Regions from separate parts of the Homo sapiens genome. Here region 1 is linked to region 2. A link is an interaction called in ENCODE POLR2A ChIA-PET data of the cell type or tissue named here. Cell type or tissue: Caco-2. All regions are shown on one strand. Links, peaks and the distances in the headings refer to the core of each region. The heading gives the core; the rest is flanking DNA.

Region 1 (6,277 bases), core at 833-5,832, 440 kb before region 2:
TGTATGGGTGGATGGGTAGGTTGATGGATGCATGGATGGGTGGATGGATGGGTGAGTGGATGAATGGGTGGGTAGGTGGGTGGCTACATGCATGGATGAGTACTTGGATAGATAAGTGAGTGGATGGATGGATGGATGGATGAATGGGTATGTGAAGGGATGGATGTATTAGAGTGGGTAATTAGGCAGGCATGAGCTGATAGTCAAGGGATTGTTAAACTGCCTCTCTAAAATAATTATTGGTCTCGGCTGGACGCGGTGGCTCATGTCTGTAATCCCAACACTTTGGGAGGCTGAGGTGGGCGGATCACAAGGTCAAGAGATTGAGACCATCCTGACCAACATGGTGAAACCCTGTCTTTACTGAAAATACAAAAATTAGCTGGGCGTGGTGGCGTGCATCTATAGTTCCAGCTACTCGGGAGGCTGAGGCAGGAGAATTGCTTGAACCTGGGAGGAAGAGGCTGCAGTGAGCTGAGATTGTGCCACTGCACTCCAGCCTGGTGACAGAGCAAAGCTCTGTCTCAAATAATAATAATAATAATAAATAATAATTGATCTCAGCCAGCGCCAAGAAAAGGCAGTCTCCCAATAGATAGAAAACACCCGAAACTGGTCATCAGCAGCTTCCTGATAAGATCTCAGGCATTGGGTGAGTGGGCTCAAGCATATGCACTAAGAGGCAAAGTGGCAGAGTTTAACTGGCACATAATCTTCCTCTAGGAACACTCTAATAGTAAGAGAAGGACACCTCAAATGAGCATGTGCACATTTCATTAAACCCACTGTGTATGCAGCCCCTCCCAAGTGCTGGCAGGCCACTGTACATGTGGGCAGCCCACTCCAAGGGAAGAATCAAGGGAGAAGAAATACAAATCCCAGAACCATGTCAATGTATAAAACCCCAAGTCAAGGGCCGGACAGAGCACTTAGATCTCTCAAGTCGCCCACTTAGCCCTCTTCCAAGTGTACTTTACTTCCTTTAGTTCCCACTTTAAAACTTTAATAAACATTTACTCCTGCTCTAAAACTTGCTTGGGTCTCTCACTCTTCTGTATGCCCCTTGGCCAAATTCTTTCCTCCAAGGAGGCGAGAATCAAGTTGCTGCAGACCTGTATGGATTCGCTCCTGCTAACAGATAGCTGGATGGGTGGACAGATGCATGAATTAGTGGATGGACGTTTGGATGTGTGGGTGGGTGGGTGGATTGTGGGATGGCTGGATGAATGCATGGCTGGATGGGTGGACACATGCATGAATTAGTGGATGGATGTTTGGATGTGTGGGTGGGTGGGTGGATTGTGGGATGGCTGGATGAATGCATGGCTGGATGGGTGGACAGATGCATGAATTCGTGGATGGACGTTTGGATGTGTGGGTGGGTGGGTGGATTGTGGGATGGCTGGATGAATGCATGGCTGGATGGGTGGACAGATGCATGAATTCGTGGATGGACGTTTGGATGTGTGGGTGGGTGGGTGGATTGTGGGATGGCTGGATGAATGCATGGCTGGATGGGTGGACAGATGCATGAATTCGTGGATGGACGTTTGGATGTGTGGGTGGGTGGGTGGATTGTGGGATGGCTGGATGAATGCATGGCTGGGTGGGTGGATGGATGCATGGATAAGTGGTGGACGGATGGACGGGTGAGTGGATGGGTGGATGTGTGTGTGGATGGGTGGATAGGAAAGCCCTCTAATTGATTACAGGGCTCAGTGTGTGCTTCAACATCATGATGGCATCATCACATTGGTCCCTGTATGAAGCAGTGGGGGAGGAGAGTGTACCAGGGGAGCAGGAATGACTTTTCTCCAGAATCGACCTCTCCCACCCTGCAGCCTGGGCTGTGCAGGCCACATTGGAGAAGGTGCGGTCGACTACTCCTAAATGTTGTTGTGTCCAATGGCTTGTTGACGTTGATGTAGGAATGAGCCTACATCTCCACCATAGATGGAACTGTTTGGGTCCCCAAAGCAGAAAGCCTCTTCTGTTGCAGGTGCTGAAGTTTCCATCTTCTTCTGCTTATACGGAAGCTCACGCATCCCTTGGGTGGCAGGCGTCAGGTTCCTGTGCGCACTGAGTTCCCCCCTTACATGCTTTGGACAGAAGTGTGAGACACACAAGATTGCTGCAGGAAGTCCACCTGTGGGGATGCTGCGACTTCTCCAGCAAGAACACGAGTCTGCTCATTGACCATCACCACACATAACAAATTAAGTGTCCCTTTTTTGATAACACGTCATTGTTTCACAGAGTATTCTTTTAAAGTGTATAAGTTGACTGCAGTTATTATTTTTTACTTCTGTTACTAATTTACTCATAATTAGGCACAATTTACACTTAAGAAATTTCTTAATAGTTTTTTCCTCCTTAAGGTGAACTACAGTCAGATAACATACTTATCAATTGTCTCTAGCTCTTGTCAGAAAAACATATAGATGTGTGTGTGCGTGTGTCTTGGCCTTTCCAATGATGAATTAAGATGTGCATTGAGAAGGCATTCACTTTATTTGACGTTAAGGAAGTACCAAGAAGACGCTCTCCACAGACCCTGGGAAAGCCAGCAGCTGCACCCCGAGGCTGTGCCAGGCAGGGAACAAGGAGGCAGCACCACCTGCTGGGCAGGGAAAATGTCCTCCCAGTCCCTGCCGCTTCTCTGCAGAGGCACAAAGAGCTGCCCCTTCTCCTGGGCCTTCTCCTGGGCTGATGAGATTGCTCCCCGATATGCCAAATCAGGGTTGTGCATCTGAGGCTCTGTCTAGACTCTCAGCTCCTTCCTACTCCTGCAAAGTGAAGAAAACAATGCCAAGGGGTCCTGGAGGCGTCTCTACCCCTGGAGAGTTTTGACTCTCTTCAATAGTCTCCACTACCCTGCCCTCACTCCATGTCCTCCGTTTCTCCCTAAAGCGGTGCCCAGTCTGATTGCACTGTGGCAGGGATAACGAGGGGCCAGGACATCAGGGGAGAGAAGTTTCTACCTGAGTCACAGCAGCGGCTGCCCTGCAGACTCCTGAAGACACAAGACACATTTCCATCCCAGAGACCCAGCGAAATGCAACCTCAAACTAGAGACAGCCAGTTATTTTTTCTTGTTCTGTCCTGGAGAGGCCACTGAGAAAGTCGAGCCCCTTGTTGAGGAAAACATGAGATCTCTGTGTGTCGTCCTCTGCCTGATGGCTGTACCTCCATGTGAGTGTCTCAGAGATTTCAGAACGGGGGCTGTGGGCTGTGGTGTCCGCTTGTGACTCATCTCTTTGCTTCTTGTCCCTGAGTGTCCTGCATCAGATGCAGCTACTGGAGTCATGCCCAGGGCTGGTGAGGTCCTCACAGACCTCTGGGCCTGGACCCAGCAGCCCTCTGGGAAGGCGCTGGGGCACCTCAGCTCCAGGGGCAGCACACACTTCAGCCCAGCCTTTCTGGGCCAACTCTCCATCTGTAGAGACACATCCAAGGCCCAGTTATCCCTGCAGCTGAGCTCCGTGATGGCCAAGGGCAGGGCCGCACATTCCCGTGGGAGACAGAATGGGGACCTCAGCGTGAGCCCAGACACAAACCTCCCTGCAGGGAAGCACAAGACCACCAGGCGGCGCTCCAGACCACACAGCGGCCCCAGAAGCAGGTTTTAGGGGGCGGGGCAGACGTGTCCGCGTTGAGTCAGGTCATTGGTTTTACTTTCCCTGAGCAAACGGCCTCTGCCAAGGACTCACTGCACCTCTCACCTTCACAGTTGTTTTTTTTTTTTTTTTTTAATCACCCTGTAGAGTTTTGCTAGCTAATTTAGATATTGAGGAGTGCTTCATACTTCCTTGGGCCTCTGCTTGCAGAAACATAGCAATTGTAAGGAGGCACGTGGGAAAGCCCCGGCTCGGTGACCCGGGGGATGCTGCTGTGGCCCTGGCAAGAGGGCGTCGGGCCGCAGTAACAAAGGTGCAGACGGCTCTCAGCCTGCGCCCGCGGAGTACAACACATAAGGGCTGTAACCTAACGAAAAAAGAATCGCAGTGCAACTGTCCTGCATTTGAGTTTGTGATCAGTTTTGCCCTTTGTCTTTAACAGGTTCTAACATAAAATTTTGAATGTTGGTTCAAGCCCTGTGGGTAAAATGCACTTACCCACATTCCTTAAACAAATAGAACACTGAGGTGGAAATGTTTTGAAAAAGTAGTTTTCAGACATTTGGAAACAAGCATCACAGGATCATAACCCCTGAGAAAAGAAAAACAAATGAACGAATCCTGCTATTGCCTGAAAGCAGCTGCCAGGACACACGGAAAGGCTTAGTGAGCTGAGCGGACAGAGAGCAGAGTTCAAGGCAGCAGCAGCCCGAGGGGAGGAGCACCGGGGAGCAGGCTGCTGTGCAGCCAGGATGGGCCGGGGTGGGGCGGGGGGAGAACAGCTGGAGACTTGCCGCAGGGAGGGGGATCCCTCAGGTTTGGGGCTGAGAACTGACTTATGCCTGACTTATGCCTGCATGAAAAGAAACTACTCGATATCAGGGGGAAATCACCAGAAACCTGTGGACCCAAAACTACACAGAGCCTACACAAGGAAAGCATTGTTTGTGTTCTCCCAGCCAGGGTGGAAAGACCTTGAGATATGTAAAGCTTCAAGCAATCTTCCGAAGTAATCTCGTGAGTAGTGGTGCCACATTAATTCAGGACTAAAGGCTGCTCTGAACTGAACCTAAGAAATGCTTCAAGTGTAGCCTGGAGCCCGGGTGCAGTGGCTCACACCTGTAATCCCAGCACTGTGGGAGGCCGAGGCAGGCGGATCACTTGAGGTCAGGACTTTGAGACCAGCCTGGCCAACATGGCAAAACCTGTCTCTACTAAAAACACAAAAATTAGCTGGGCGTGGTGGCAGATGCCTGTAATCACCTCCCACCTGGACCCTTCCTTGATACATCAGAATTACAACTAGAGATGAGATTGGGGTGGGGACACAGAGCCAAACCGTATCACATAGGAACCTAAAAGGATAATAAAGTAGGAAAACTTCCCACATCAGTAACCCTTTATCCGATAGTAATCCCAATCTGCAAAGTAAAACTGTGTGATTTTACTAAGATAACGGAATCTTCTCTACAGGACTTTCCAGTGCAAAAGCTCCCCACCCTCACCATGAAATGCACGTGACCATTTCCAATTTGTGTAAAGTCCTCAGTTAGTACTGAGACTTCGGAAGGTTAGAAATCCCTTTGCTCATGCTGCATGGTCCGGATGAGATGTAAGAATCATTAGCTAATAGACATGCAACAGCTTTTGTGTGAAAGATGTTATGAGACATTTAAGGTATTTGCTTGTGATTACTAAGCATTCATTGTATCATTGGAGCACATGTGCTTTTATACCCTGGAGAAATTCCAGTAATTGAATTGCTGGGTTGAATGGGATTTTGATTTGGATTAAATTTAAACTATAGATTTTATTTAGGGAAAACTGGCATCTTAATTATGTTATTGGGGGGCCCTTGCTCCCAGAGCTCCCAAGATGGTGGCAGGCCGCTTCCAAAATGACCGCAGGCCACTTCCAAGATGGTGGCAAGCCTCATGTTCTCTGACCTGGGGTTCTTGGCCTCACGGATTCCAAGGAATGGAAGCTTGGGCCATGCAGTGAGTGTTATAGCTCTATTAGAAGCCGTGGGTCACGGAAGAGAACCGTGGAACCCAGTGACTAGTGTTCAGCTCGATTAGGACGAACCCAGGCACTTAGCCGTGCAGGAACAATGGCGAGCATTTGGTCCGATCGAGAGTGGCAATGGGCGCCTCGCTGGATCAGGAGCACAGCGGATACCCTGATGGATCCGGAGGGATGGAAGCCAGCGGTGGGTCTCCCACGGGGGCAAACAGCAGTGGTGGACGGTGAGCGAAAGCGAAGCTCGAGCCGTAACAAACATGGACCAGAAGAGTGCAGTTGCAAGATTTAGTAGAGTGAAGACAGAGCTCCCATACAAAGGGAGGGGACCCAAAGAGGGTAGCTGTTACCGGCTCGAATGCCTGGGTTTATATCCCGATCATTGTCCCTCCCGCTGTGCTCTCAGGTGATAGATGATTGGCTATTTCTTTACCTCCTGCTTTTGCCTAATTAGCATTTTAGTGAGCTCTCTTTACTATCTGATTGGTCGGGTGTGAGCTGAGTTGCAAGCCCCGTGTTTAAAGGTGGAAGTGGTCACCTTCCCAGCTGGGCTTAGGGATTCTTAGTCGGCCTAGGAAATCCAGCTAGTCCTGTCTCTCAATTACACTGAGTTTTCCAATCCATGCATCCAATATGTGGTG
Region 2 (6,277 bases), core at 586-5,585:
GTTTATGGCAAGACCCTGGAGACCTGGTGAGAGCACAGCCCTGGTGTCCTCCTCCGTGGCCCCCCTCATCCCCCTCTGTCAGGTGTGTAGCCCCCACTCCAAGCGTGATCTTCAGCCCCCGGCCCTGTCCCTCAGCAGCACAGGTGATAAGCCCCTCCGTCCGGAAGCACTGTCTTTACTTGGCCACCAAGACCCCCAACTTGACCGCACCCCCACTTGCCAGCCATCCCCTCTGCCCTGCCTGTGCTTCCTACCACTGTGCAGGCCCAGGCTCAGGCCTCAGACCCAGGCCCCTCACCAGCCCCAGGCCCCTCACCAGCCCCGGGCCCCTCACCAGCCCCGGGCCCACCGCACCCTGGGGCCCTGCCCTGCCCTGCCCTGCCTCCCACCCCGGCTGAGCCCACCCACACCCTGCATTCTCACATTCCATTCTCCAGCCCCAAATTCCAGGTTCACGCAGCCAACTGCCCACCTGACACCCACTAAGATGCCAAGATTGTGAGCAGGTCAGAGCCGGGCTACCAAGCAGCAGTGCCCACCCCAGCCTGCCCAGTTCTCAAACCACCATGGGCCCAGCCACCACAGCTCCCTACATCACACCCGCAACCAAGACAGCGGCCAATCCTGTGCCCCAGTGGGCCAGAACCCACCTAGTCCAGCTGTCCTCCAAACCCACCTCCTCTGAGCCACAGAACCTCCCCACCAGCGGATGGGGGCAGAAGCCTGGGCCCTGCCTACTCTCAGCTTGTGCCCCCCTTGGGGCTGAGCCCCGGCGGGCACCCATGTCCTCCAGCTGTGAGCACTTTCCTCTATGGTGTTTGCTCTTCCCTCTGGGACATGGCCATGGGGCCCCTCAGAATGGCACATATTGGGCACCACGTGACTTCAGGTAGAATGACTGAGGGACCAGCCCAGCACAGCCAGGCAGGGCAGCGAGAGGCCGGGCAGGACACCCTCCGACCACTCTGAGGACAGGGATGGCTGCAGAGCCAATGCAGGCTCACACGCAGGGACAGACAGCTGGAGGCTGAGCCCAGGCGCAGGACTTCAGAGCCACCAGCCACAACCACACCCAAGGCCATGGGGTAGACAAGGGCAGTGTGGACTGAGCGGTCAGGGTCCCCATGAGATAAACAGGAACCACTCAGAAACACTTCTCTCCTGCCAGGAGCGGTGGCCTACGCCTGTAATCCCGGCACTTTGGGAGGTAGAGGCAGGCAGATCACTTGAGCCCAGGAGTTTGGGACCAGCCTGGGCGGCATGGTGAAACCCTGCGTCTACTAAAAATGAAAATACAAAAATTAGCTGGGCATGGTGGCACGCGCCTGTAGTCTCAGCCACTCAGGAGGCTGAGATGGGAGGATTAGTTGATCCCGGAAGATCGAGGCTGCAGTCCCAGCCACTCAGGAGGCTGAGGTGGGAGGATGACTTGATCCCGGAAGATCAAGGCTGCAGTCCCAGCCACTCAGGAGGCTGAGGTGGGAGGATGACTTGATCCTGGAAGATGGAGGCTGCAGTGAGCTGACTGTGCCACTGAGTGACAGAGCAACATCTTGTCTCAAAAAAAAAAAAAAAAAAAAGAGAAACCCTCCTGTCCAACCAAGGCGGGACTTCAGAGGCCGTAGGACACATTCCCTGGGCTCCAGGGGGAGGTGCGACCACCACAGGCCCCAGAGGTTGTGATCCTGACCTGGCCGGAGTCCCAACCAGCCTCATCCCTCAAGGCAGGGTCAGCCAGGACCAGGTGAAGGAGCCCTGAAGTAGTGCAGAAAGGGAAGCAGAGGCCAGGAAGGCTGAGCCAGCCGGAACAGAATAGGCAAGCGTATGAGACACTGCACTTCCATCTCATTAATCGTTTTTTCTTTTTCATATAGGGTCTCACTCTGTTGCCCAGGCTGGAGTGCAGTAACAAGATCATAGCTCACTTGGCCTCATAGCCTTGGTCTCCAGGCTCAAGCGATCCTCCTGTCTCGGCCTCCCTTCTATGTAGCTGGGACTACAGGCACATGCCACTACACCCAGCTGCTTTTTTTATTTTTTGTAGTGGTGGGGCCTCCCTATGTTGCCCAGGCTGGTCTTGATCTCCCAGGCTCATGCAATCCTCCCATCCAGGCCTCCCAAAGCGCTGGGATTACAGGCATGAGCCACTGCATCCAGCTGCACCACCTCTTAATAAACATTAGTTTTGGCCGGGCACAGTGGTTCATGCCTGTAATCCCAGCACTTTGGGAGGCCGAGGCGGGTGGATCACCTGAGGTCAGGAGTTCAAGACCAGCCTGACCAATACGATGAAACCCCATCTCTACTAAAAATACAAAAATTGGCCGGGCATGGTGGCGCACTGCTGTAATCCCAGCTACTCAGAAGGCTGAGGCAGGAGAATCGCTTGAACCCGGGAGGCGGAGGTTGCAGTGAGCCGAAACTGCGCCACTGTACTCCAGCCTGGGTGACAAGAGCAAGACTCTGTCTTAAAAAAAAAAAAATTTCTAGTTTTGTTGAAGTTTATTGCACCTTCCAGTAAGCGCACTTGGTCTCACGCGCCAGGTGACCTCTGCTGTTTCCTGTGAGGCCATCTTCGCCTCTGTCTTCCTGGGAAGCAAACTGCACTGTCCTTACACAGATGCTGGCTCGTCCAGGGTGCAGGGCCCTACTGCCCCAGCCAGGCCGACACCGTGGGCCTCCAGGCTGTTCCGTGGGTCTGGGGCAGGTCGCAAGACAGAAGGGAAAAGCTGCAGCTGGCCTTAAGACAGGAAGTCTATGGGGACAGAGGGGATGGGGGTCTTGAGGATGACTCGGGCTCCTGAAGGCAGGGGAGGGAGGCAGGAGAGTGTCAGAGAGGCAGTGTTGTGAGGACCTCCATGCCTGCTCTGAGCTGGGGGCCACACAGCCCTGCCTGCCCATCCAGCTTTAACCCTGTGGACTGGCAACCCCCGACCCACAGAACAAGAGGGCGTGACTTCAGGCGACTCGAGCCACTGCATGTGTGATAACAACTAGAGCTGAAGGCCAGGGTCCCATCCCTGCTCCATCATGACGGGCAGCACTAGGGCACCCTGCCGGCTTCCCTCCCGCAGGCCCTGGCCTCTCAGGCCCTCTCCACCGCCAGCATCATGGGGGCACACGCGCACCCAGGACTTGGACTGCCCTGAATTCACGCATCACATCGAGAGGTGACAACTCCATGACAATAAGCCTGCTTTTGTGCTCGTAAAAATCAAGTCCCCCAGGCCCGTGAGAGTCCTGGTTCTGTGGCAGTTTATAAAAAGCAGGGCTTCAAGTGGACTTGCTCCCAGCCCAAGAAGAGCCCTGTCCGGCAGTCGAGGGTTGCTGAGAGCACGGGGGACTTTCAGAGGCTGCAGGTGGAGGAGGGTTGAGGTCTGAGGGCCTGGAACAGAGCTGGAACCAGCAGGTGGAGGTGGCAGGAGCCCTTAGGAGGAGCTGGCGGAGGGGCCGGAGGGTGGCGCAGGCCAGGGAGCATTTGCACAAATCCTGGTGGCCCACAGGAGGCCCAGCTGCATGAGAGGGTCAGAGAGGTGCTCCTGAAAGGGAGGCCTTGCTGGCCACGGCCAGGTCTTGCCGGTGCTCCTGGGTCCCATGCACCGGAATGGGAAGGCAGGCGGTCTAGGCGTGTCCACCCCTGGGACCAAGGAGGCCCAGACAGGCTGAGACTGGAGCTGGAGCCCCAGGTGTGTGCTGTCACTCAGGCACATGCCCCAGTGAGAGCATGTTCTGGCAGGGGGAATGGACGTGGCCTCGGGGCAGGGCCGGCAGGAGCCTGGAGGTGGCCCCACAAGCCCCATCGTCTGCCCACCTCAGGTCAGAGTCCGACAGCCCCAGAAGAGAGGGGAGCCCGGCAAGGCAGGCAGGGCTGGAGGCCTCAGGGCCACCTGTGTCTGCTGGTGGGGGGCGGGGGGGGTGCCATGAGGCCGACCCTCCTTCCGCCAGGCTGAGGCACGTCCCCCGGACACAGATGGCTCTTTGTCAGGGATGAGCTGAGCTTGCTGAGCAGCCTCTGGAACAAAGCCCCTCTGTCCATGCTGTGCCTCCCCACCCGGAGCACCACCTCCCGGGAAGGAGCAGAGCCCCGGGCTCCCATCCGGCGCACCCACCAGGCACAGCCTTGGCCGGAGGTGGGGGCAGCTGTGCTCACAGCCCAGGGCCAGGCCCACAGCGGGAGCCCAAATGAAGGGGGGCGGGGCCGAGATAATCCCGCTCCAGGGAGGCCTGTGCCACCTCCCCGTGGTCCTGCCACTCACCAGTGCTGGGGTATGCATGTCCTCCAGCACCTGGCCAGCCCTACACTGGCCACCACTGCCCAGGGGCTCCTCCACGCTCCCACCCCCAAACAGGGAAACCCGACAGGGTGGCAGGGGGAGGGCCAGCGGCAGGAAAGCTGCTACAATTTATTTCCGAGTCCCCTCCAGACCACCAGGCTGAGCCTGTCACGACCTCCTCAAGGGACCAGCCATTCCTGTCCCCAGTGCTGCTAGCCACAGGCCTGGGATCCGGCCAGAGTCAGCCCAGCCCCACCCCTGGAGCGAGCATGTGACGTGGGCTCTGCATCTGCATCGTCCCTGCGGCCACCTGGCCTTGGAATCTGCTCCTCCAAGACCCAGCCAGGCTGGGCCAGGGCAGGCTTCCCACACGAGGGCCCGTCGACAGGCCCTCAGCGTCCAGGTGGCGGGATCCAGATGAGACCAGGGCGGGCTCCCACCAGCCTGGCCAGTTCCTGCCGACACTGTCCCTGTAGTCGACGTAGCACCGCCTCCAGGCAGGCCTCCTGGCTCCTCAGCGTCCTGATCACCACAGCTGCCCGCAGGTCCCGGTCCCCTGCTGCCCCATCCTCTCGTCTCACCAGCCGGTGTGGCCCATGGGGCTGGGCCGGGCCACCGTCTCGCTCCCAGCACTGCTGTAGAGCTCCCAGCTCCTTTTCCACAGCCTCCCGAGAGGCCCGCCGCGCGGCACTCCACTCTGGCCCCCGTCCACAGCCTCCAGCCTGCGTGGGACACAATGGCAATGGCTCTGTCCCCCCAGGACACTGGCCTCAGGCTCCCTGAGCATTCCCTGAGCCCAGACTCAGGTGCAGGCGCTGCAGGCATGCGGGAAACGCCCATGCTCTTCAGAGAGGCTTACTGAAAATTTTAAGGGGAAAATCATGCCTGCAATTTAAGTTAAAACTCTTCAGAAAAAGAAAATAGATGGAGCCAACACAGCCCCGTGTTCACAGCCATGAACCTGCGCAGGTTAAGCGGGCAGCTCTGAGTCTAGGGTGGAGGCCCAGGTGGCCACCAGGAGGTTAGACGGGTCCCAGGCAGGTGTGGAGGAGTGACTACTACCGTGTGATGCATGTGTGGCGGACGCATGGGAGCAGCAGGGCCCACACAGCACGGGCTTCCCTCCCTCATGCAAAGAATCAGACAACAGACCTCCCGCAGGAGGGGCGGGGGCTGTCTCGCAGCAGCTGCGGCTCCTCACCAGGTGCCCTCCCGCTCCCTCAGGGTACGTGCCTCTAAGTGTGTCCCCTGCCATGCTTGACAAATGCAACTGTAGGATTCAGCAAGTCCAAAGTGCCCTCAGGTCAGCCATCCCCCGAAGGTGGGGCTGGGCTGGTGCCCAGAGCGAGGCTGGCACTCACCTTGGCCTCCCAGGCCGCCCGCCTGCGCTCCGCAGCCTCCCGCAGCTCCTCCTCCAGTGCCTGCAGCTCCCGCACTACCAGGTCCAACTCGCCACCCCCGCGCTCGGGGACCCAGGGCAGGAAGGTGGGCTGTGAGGCTGCAGCAGGCACCTCCGGGGCACAGGTGCCCAGGACCGTGTCCTACAGAGACCCAAGTGAGACAGCGTGCACCAAGCCAAGGGGACAGAGGGACAGAGGGCAAAGAGGGCAGTGGTAGTCCCCCAGGTCCCACAGCGGGCTGGATGCCACCATCTCAGCAACTGTGACGTCCAGGGAGGCACAAAGGCCACACTCTAGAAGGCCATGGAGCTGAGGGCGGGGGCAGCAGTGAGCCTCCCCAGAAGGCGAGTGGAAGTCCTAGAAAGAGCCTACACTAGGTCTGTGGCCTCCCTAAAAGCCCCTCTTCCTGTCTGGAAAACAGGAAGATCCCGAATGCCCCACCTGGGGGCTGCTGTGGGAAGGGATGCCGGGAGAGGGATGCGCGGGCTTCCTCACCATCCACCGCCAGAAGACCAGCTCAGAGCGCCGCCACGCCAGGACAGCCTCCAGGCGCTGGTTCTCACGCTCCAGAGTCCGCAGCAGCTGGAAGGCAAACGGCAGCTG

The links. ChIA-PET counts read pairs that join two places held together with the same protein. Peaks named below come from ENCODE experiments on the same cell type or tissue, not always from the same donor. Only the 100,000 strongest peaks of a DNase experiment are listed, where the experiment ranks them.
Region 1: POLR2A ChIA-PET joins it to region 2 with 6 read pairs; 2 of 35 experiments call an interaction of 5 or more read pairs at or near these places.

What each region holds. Positions count from the first base shown.
Region 1 is chr14:105,942,452-105,948,728 of GRCh38, reverse strand. It overlaps IGH and the pseudogene IGHVII-1-1. Among named protein-coding and RNA genes, the nearest start is that of FAM30A, 28 kb to the right of the region's middle. In Caco-2, for the core only: a CTCF peak has its summit at 3,572 (motif pointing right); a DNase peak (open chromatin) is centred at 3,618.
Region 2 is chr14:105,497,336-105,503,612 of GRCh38, reverse strand. TEDC1 (tubulin epsilon and delta complex 1) reads right to left here. Exons shown (of 9, transcript NM_001367178.1): 7 at 6,170-6,256; 8 at 5,636-5,815; 9 at 4,365-4,996. The coding sequence ends at 4,667. Among named protein-coding and RNA genes, the nearest start is that of TEDC1, 9.2 kb to the right of the region's middle. RefSeq lists a silencer at 4,507-4,801. In Caco-2, for the core only: no CTCF peak of the experiment used is centred there; a DNase peak (open chromatin) is centred at 3,612.